3 separate regions of the Mus musculus genome follow, and all the other regions are linked to region 1. The links are chromatin loops, found by intact Hi-C in ENCODE. Cell type or tissue: left cerebral cortex. All regions are shown on one strand.

Region 1 (2,500 bases):
TAGTGCTATGTATATGTAATAGGTTTCCCCGTTCCCAGGAGTGCTAAAACCTTCACTCTGAACTCCCTCGCCTGCAGCACTGGGAGATGCACATCTCTGAACTTTATCATTACTGGTCACAGGTAACTGTAGCACAGAGAATTCAGTTAGGGTCTCAGTGGCTCTGCGAGTGGCCACCTAGGGTGATGGGCATAAGCCCGAAGTAGAACCAGTCAGCCCAATGGTTAGACTTTCTCCAGGGAGTTCAGAGTGGCAGGGGAGAGAGTGAGAAAATGGAAAGAAGAGGTAAACTGAGGACACAGGACAAGGGGGGGTCACGGAGGTGAGGTCAGAAGTGGCGCAGTGTGTGATGGCTGGCCTGTGCTGGGTAGCAGGCAAGGGGGGTCACGGAGGTGAGGTCAGAAGTGGCGCAGTGTGTGATGGCTGGCCTGTGCTGGGTAGCAGGCAAGGGGAGTCACGGAGGTGAGGTCAGAAGTGGCGCAGTGTGTGATGGCTGGCCTGTGCTGGGTAGCAGGGGCTCTGTGAAGAAGCAGAGTGAGTGACACCCTTCAGAAACTGCTCTGTAATGTCCAGAGTCAGGGGTAGCAAAAGGCTGATCTTGTAATCTAACCCATGTGAATGTGTCCTTAAGGTCTGTATTCTCAAATTCCATCCCAACCCTATCTCTTTGCAAGGACTGGGTTCCCAAATCAAGATCTTTTTCTTTTCATTCAAGAAATATTTTAATCTGGAACCTTACTTTTAACTTAAGAAGACAAATGGGCCTTTACAGTTTCCATTCATTACAGTTCTGGGTATTTCAGGCCATAAAAAGATGAGCCTTGTGGAAGCTTTAGGCTGCTCAGAGAATAGGTTAAATCCAGGACTTTCTGGGGAAGTATATGGAAAACAGATGAAGTTTCTCTGGAGCAATGGAACCACAGAACATTGTCTGTGGGCGTCCTCTGCTGGCTGTAAGTGAGAAGCAGTCGGGAAGTGGAAGGTTTCTTAGAGATGGGCTGGAATGATAGATAACACAACAACACTGGGCCTTACAGAACAAACTCCATGTTGCTTCTTTAAATGCTGTAATGACAGTCACACGTCTATGCTATGTCTGAATTTTTTTGTGTGATAGGACTCTTTCCTCAGATAAAAGGCACTTTGAAATATTTTAAACAAATTGTATTCTTTGAGAAATTTCAGACCACCCTCCTCCCATTCTCCCCACCCCCACTTTGTCTTCCCAGATTCATGTTGTCTTTTTTAAACCCTCTAAGCCCACTTAGTGCTGCCAGAACGTGTACAGATGTCCAATCATTGCCGGCACGTGGACCTATGCAGTCAATAGGCTGTTTCTCAGTGTCTGATCATCTACAAGCATGTGGGCCTATGAAGTGAACAGGCTGTCTTTCCCTCAGCAGCCATCAGTTACCAGTAGCTCCTCAGGTGAGGTGGGACTTCAGGAGTCCCTCCCAGACTCAGGCTGGAATTGTGGCTGAGCTGACCTGGTCAGGCCCCCTGCAAGTCCCTGTATGCAGCATCCCTGTCGTGACCAGAAACCACTCACGGCAGCTGTACTCTACAAACTGTCAGAATCTTGATCTTTTTATCTGCAAGAGTCCTGAGCTGACTATCCAGTGCATAATAAACACCCAGTGATATGCATCTACCAGATACATACTGGACCAATTTCCTGGGTAACTGAGCCCACATGGCAATGGGGATGGAGGGGAAGAGTTGGAAGAACACCCAAAATGTGTGGATTGCAAACTTAGGAGCTGGACGTAGGGTGGATACATAAGGGTTTTGCATGATTCTGGGAAGAGACTTGCAACACAGTGACAGATGTGGCCTCCAATGTGTGAGCAGAAGGAAAGATTTCATAAAGAAAATGGAAGAAGCTACAGCAACAGTTTCAAGTAGGCTATGAAAAGAATTTGGAAGGACTTTTGGTGTCTAGGAAGAGTGAGTCCTGGCTTAAAGATGTTTTCCCCACGTCCATTTCTACCCCCAAATGCCATGGCCTTGTGCAAAACTTCAATGTGATAAACACACGAAATACCTTGAACAGCCCCCACCCCAAGGCCAGCTGACAGAAGGGAGAACCTGAGATGCTGAGTCAGTTTGGAGCCAAAATAAAGATGAAAGGTGGGTTTCAGAAGGGGCACAGGGCACTCAGGCTGAGACAGTCTGGCCATGACAGGTAAACACATGTCATCACGGTGACTTGCGATTAGTGAGGTAAGGAAGTGAAGAAATGTCTGGCTCCAGAGACCGGAGTCCAGCAGCAAGGGATCTGGAATCATCTAGAAACAAGATCTGCCTAGGTGCATTTGATGAGAAGGCTGAGGAGTGCAGGCAGGGCTCATCAAAAACCTGTCAGTCCTCGAGACTTAATCTGCTCAGCTTATGGAAACCACTTGAGGCTAAGGAAGATGTTCTTCAGAAAGGTGGGGGGTGGGGTAGCACGGTGGGAGGTGCTTTCCACACGAGAGGCACAGCAGACAGCCAAGAATGT
Region 2 (2,500 bases), 420 kb before region 1:
AAGGACAGTTCTCTTATGCCAGTTCTGGGGATCGGGGCCTCACAGGCTGGGTAAGTGCCCTGCCTGTAAACTACACATTCCACAGTTTTAGAAATTTAGGTTCTGAGTGGAGTGCTTTTCGGCGTCCTTGACCTGGGAACTTAGAAAGTGGCCAGAAACTTCAACAGCTGGAGTAAACACATTTGCATTTTGTCCAGAAGCTGGGAGTATCCTACTGCCCTCCCAAGGTCTTTGTCTTCTGGGACCCCTAGGCCCTTGGGAAGTTGTGAGGGCCCATTTCTAAGTACAGGCATTGCATTATCCAAAGAAGCCACTCCTGTGGTCACAGTCCTTTAGGGAAGACAGGGCCGGAATACCGTGACGTCACTCATCGCTCTTCTCATTTATGGTCAGTCAACACTTCATCATTAACTGGAAAGACTGTTGCTTTAAGATGTCAAAATAGATGACCCTTATAAATCTTACGGGTAGGTTAGTCTAAGTGGCCAATCTGAGAACCACACGGAAGCGGTTTGCCTGAGGATCTGAGGCGCCTCCAGGGAAGGTGCTTGCCTATAGGAAGCAAGCACTGCTACCCCCTTGTCTAGCCACTGTCACTGTGTGAGGAAAGGGCAGTAATGGAGCTGCGACAATGTTGCTCAGACCTGAGCTTTAGAAAAGAGAGAAGGGGCAGAGACCGGTAGGGGGTGGGGAGGGAGTACTCCAACACTCCTGTTTGAACTGTACCCGAGGTTTCAGCAACCGCAGTTCTCCAGGTGTGGCGGACCCAGAAAAATGCTATTTTCTGGATTCTTGGGGCCCTCTTGTACTTACTGCTCAGGGAGTATGGCCATGAAGAGGGCTTCAGGAAGGGACAGCTTGGAGCTTCTTTCACGGAAAGTTGGTCAGCAGGGGGCAGCACCCTACCAGTCCTGGAAACCACGGAGGGGGACAGAGCCCCCTGATCTCAGTGGGTAGCATCCCTTGAAAGAGCTGGGACGCCAAGACAATCCAGGGCAGGAAGACCCACCTGGAAGGAACCCTGGCTAGCATCAGGGGCTGCAGACCCGGCTAAGAACACAGCCTGCGCCCCCTGCTCCTCTCCTCGGACCTTCTTCCTGTAGGGAGAGACAACGCTGTCCCCACATCCCAACTCGCCTGTAGCCTCCTTTACCTGTATGAGAACTGTAGGTTCCCTTAAGAGGGTCCTGGGCTCCCACAGCCTTGCTCAGTTAAGGTTCTTGATGTCCCTGGGGACCAAGAGCTGCAGGGAGCACATGGCCGCAAGGGGGCGCCCGAACCTGCAAGACCTACATTGTGACATTTTCTTACACTTATGAAAAGTGTTATTTCATATACATTGTCTTTATCATCCTTTTCCACTGTCTTCCCCCTCCTCTAATTATCCCAGCTTCTGTTTTCCCCTCCAAAACTAAATACATTCCAGACAGTTTCTGTTCATAATTTAAACCTACTCCAGAATTTGTCTTTTTCTGAGAAAATCATCTTGCATAGAAGCAAAGGCCCACCTTGGGTTCCCTGCAGGACACTGTGAAGCCATATCGTCCCTCGATGTAGAAGTTGTGGGCAGACGTGAATGCCATAGAGGTAGGGGGAGGGGGCACACCTTCTTTGCGGTTGGTGACTTCCAAGTCACCCTCCCCTTGGAAGGCCCCACCCCTGGCTCAGAGCAGTCCAAGTTCTCTGAGCACAGAGGCCCAGCAGTCTATAGGTCCTGCTGTCTCCACCCAGCTCTGAGCAGAAACTGTACCTGGACCCAGGCCCTTCCCTCCCTGCTCTGTGGGTTTCTCTCTGTCTCTGTAACTGAAGCAGGAGGTGACTATTACCCAGGAGAATCTGGCTTTCTGTGGAAGAGGAGCAGCTGCAAGCTGGCTACTAAAGTCCTAGGTGTTGGAGCTCCCTCGCAGCAGCCAGCACAGGCCCCCTCCTTCCTCTTTGTGCTCGACCCTTGCATGTTATGGATCAGAGGTTTCTTTGGACTGACTTTGGGAGGAGAGCCCAGGACACCAGCTGCAGTGTCCTCTGACTGCCGTGTATCTGACACCTGACTGACACTTCCTAAGGCTTTGGAGATCAAGAGCTGAAGGCAAGACCGAGAGCCTCTTGCACGTATTTTTCTCAGTCTTTGTTCTCACCACGCTTTTTTTTTTTTTTTCTGGCTTCTAGTCCTTTTGGCATCCGGAGAATAGCTGAAGTCAGGGAGGCTGGGACAGTTCCCAGTCCACAGTCCATTAGGGACCCACAAAGAATGTTGATGACTCTGAGGTAAGCAGGCTGCCTGCCCTAGAGCTCTGGTGTGTGTGTGTGTGTGTGTGTGTGTGTGTGTGTGTGTGTGTGACAAGTGCCTGCTTCTCCATGAATGATGGTGATGGAGAGAAAGGCCAGATTCTTCCATCCTCACCTTCTGATGGATTCTGAGTAGTAGCAGTGGTCTACTTCCTGAGGTTAGGAGCCATGGTCTCAGGTGTAGCTCTGTCTCCTGGCCTTGAGGGCTGGGAAC
Region 3 (2,500 bases), 59 kb before region 1:
AAGGAAATTCCCCAACTCAGTTGCACATATTCACCCTTGAGGCTACGTGGGTTTCATATCTATGTTTCCATGGACCTCATCGGAAGTGTAAGGATTCTCACTAACTCACCTGTCACCTCTCTCTCCCTTGGTCCTTTATTAGGGTTGGCTGCTACAGAATGCTCTGTCCCCTTTATACCGTGACATTTTGGAAGGTGGGGACAGTATCCTTCCTACTAAACACAGAAGTCAAGTGCACGTGGCCCTCTGCACATGACTTACTTTTTAATCTGTTCCTCATAGACCTGCTTCTGGGTTTCTATTTCCTTCTGTAGGCTCTGGACTGTCCTCTGCAGAGAATCAAGGTCATCCTCGCCAGAGTTCTTGCTTCCAGCCTCCATTTCAGAGTCTGTGCTAACAAGAGCATCTCTCTTGGAGTCACTGGCAGGGGGAGAGAGTGCACCTGCTGGGTTCCCTTGGGACTGTGGTGAGGTGGGGACATTATCGTAGGTAGAAGTCCGCTGGTCATTGGAAAGGTGGCGCAAGTCTTGGGACATAGTTCGCCTGTGCCCTTCTCCTGCCTTAGCCTCTGAAGATGGAGACCAGAACTCATTTTTAAAGATTTCCAGTTTACTGCTGGTGGTGCCTTGGAATGCGGACGTCAGGAAACACTTCCGGTTGGGAAGCGTTTGAGTCCTTTTACGGGATTGCATCTTCCAGTCTCCTGGGTTTTCCCTGGGGGCTTTTCCGCTGTCTTCCTGATGCTGGTCACTGGGCAGTGGTCCAGTGGGACTGGTGGCATCAGGACTACTTGCCTGAAAAAAATAGTCATGGACGTTATATAAGTTTTTTTTTCTTCTGTGTGCCACACTCCTAAGGATTAGAGACCAGGAAGGAAGTGTTTCCTGGTCACACACCTGTGACACCCTCAGTACATCACCTCAGTTAATTTTCTGTGTGATAACTTGCCAAGAGGATATTACAGTTCAGGGACTCTAGCCATTCAAGATCTAGAGAGGAAGAATGGGATAAAACCATTTGCTTGGTTGGTGTAAAAATCTCGAGCTAGGAGCCTTTCATGAACTTGGGAGGCTTTGTCAGTTGTGACTCAGAGCCCGAGACCCATAAGAGAAGTTCAGCAAACTCCAAGAAACGTCTTTCTACAACCTCCAAAATTAAGAACAAAACCACACAAACACCATATGCTAAGTGAAAAGCTGGCAAGCTTTGCGAAGTGTTCCACAGGCAATAAAGGTCTCCTGCTGGCAACTCCCTGTGCTGTTCCAAGCGTATACTGATTGGAAAGGAAAAGATCAATGACCAGGAAGAAGCCAGCAAAGAACTTCAAGGAGACATTCAATTTGCCAGAATCTAGAATCACTATAGAAACGATCCTCTTGGGGCAGCAGCCAGGAATGTCTGGAATAACAGAGGTGGGAAGACCCACATTACCTGTGGGCAGAACCAATCCTGGACTGAAGAGAAAGGAGAATAGGGACTGGGTGACAGCATTCACCTCTCTGTTCCCTGACTGTGGAGCCACTGCGCCCAGCACCTCAAGCCCTCGCTGCCATGGGTTCTCTGCCGCTGTGAACTGTAACCGCCAACCACACACTGGCATGAACCTCTCCTCTCCTAAGTAGCCCTACACTTGTCAGCCAATCCCTTCCTATGATTTGGGTTTTTTGTTTTGTTTTGAACCATGTGGTTGTATATAAAACCAAATTGAAAAGAAAAAGAAAAAAAAAAACAAAATGAAAAAAAAAATCATTTCCCACTTAAGATGGGAAAGTCGGGGGCTGGGATATTTCCTAGCCCATCCCGTGCTTCAGTTGTGGCGTGTGTTCTTGCAGTGGGAATAGGACCTGAGGCATGCAGCCCTGCCCTAGAGTATGCTAGTGCTGACACCTTGGTCAAACTCTCTTGCCTCAGATCCTCAACCAAAGTACATGTGCACTGCATTGTCCCCAGAGTCGGGGTGTGGAGCTGATTCGATTACTTGCTCAGCATAGACTATTGTCCTGTTGTCACAGGCTACTGTTGAAGGAGCAACACCTTAGCTGTCAAGGACTGTGGGTGACTGGTTAACAAAACTTTAAATCGTAACTCAGTTCAGAGCTCTAGTAAGATGCCCGTGGCCATACAAAACCCATCTAAAACAAAACTACAACCACCACAATTTATTGCCCTACCCCAACCCCCATCTTTAACGGAGTCATAGGTAGCTCTCTTGGTCAGCTAGATATTTGAATTTTATTACTTGGCCCCATTTTTTTTTTAAAGCAAGCTGCTATAAAAAGTCTACAGATTCTTTTAAAAAACATTTGTTCCTGTAAATACATGAAAATATTTGACCTTTGTGAGTTGGGGCCCTCTAATAGTCTACCCATTGGAGACTGCAGAGTCTAGCGACTCTGTGAACGTGATCACCAGGCCTTCTGTCCAAGCGAGGGGCTGACATTGCCGGGGCAGCTTATCAGGGAATGAGAAAGACTACACGGACACATCCCTGCTCTGAGGA

What was found. Hi-C counts contacts between places; a loop is a spot of excess contacts. Peaks named below come from ENCODE experiments on the same cell type or tissue, not always from the same donor. Only the 100,000 strongest peaks of a DNase experiment are listed, where the experiment ranks them.
Region 2: a loop joins it to region 1, with 4 times the contacts of the local background. A loop is called at or near these places in 7 of 42 quality-filtered maps.
Region 3: it touches region 1 in a loop (3-fold over the local background); 25 of 42 quality-filtered maps call a loop at or near these places.

The regions. Positions count from the first base shown.
Region 1 is chr6:87,521,496-87,523,995 of GRCm38, forward strand. The region is part of intron 1 of Arhgap25 (Rho GTPase activating protein 25); the gene reads right to left. Among named protein-coding and RNA genes, the nearest start is that of Arhgap25, 11 kb to the right of the region's middle. In left cerebral cortex, a CTCF peak has its summit at 942 (motif pointing left); DNase peaks (open chromatin) are centred at 942 and 1,802; H3K27ac peaks cover 1,066 bases.
Region 2 is chr6:87,100,522-87,103,021 of GRCm38, forward strand. It overlaps a transcript of D6Ertd527e not described here. Among named protein-coding and RNA genes, the nearest start is that of D6Ertd527e, 3.0 kb to the right of the region's middle. In left cerebral cortex, CTCF peaks have their summits at 933 (motif pointing right) and 1,239 (motif pointing right); DNase peaks (open chromatin) are centred at 901, 1,258, 1,753 and 2,193; H3K4me3 peaks cover 484 bases; H3K27ac peaks cover 415 bases.
Region 3 is chr6:87,462,670-87,465,169 of GRCm38, forward strand. Arhgap25 (Rho GTPase activating protein 25) reads right to left here. Exons shown (of 11, transcript NM_001037727.2): 10 at 262-794. Among named protein-coding and RNA genes, the nearest start is that of Bmp10, 35 kb to the left of the region's middle. In left cerebral cortex, no CTCF peak of the experiment used is centred here; a DNase peak (open chromatin) is centred at 1,193.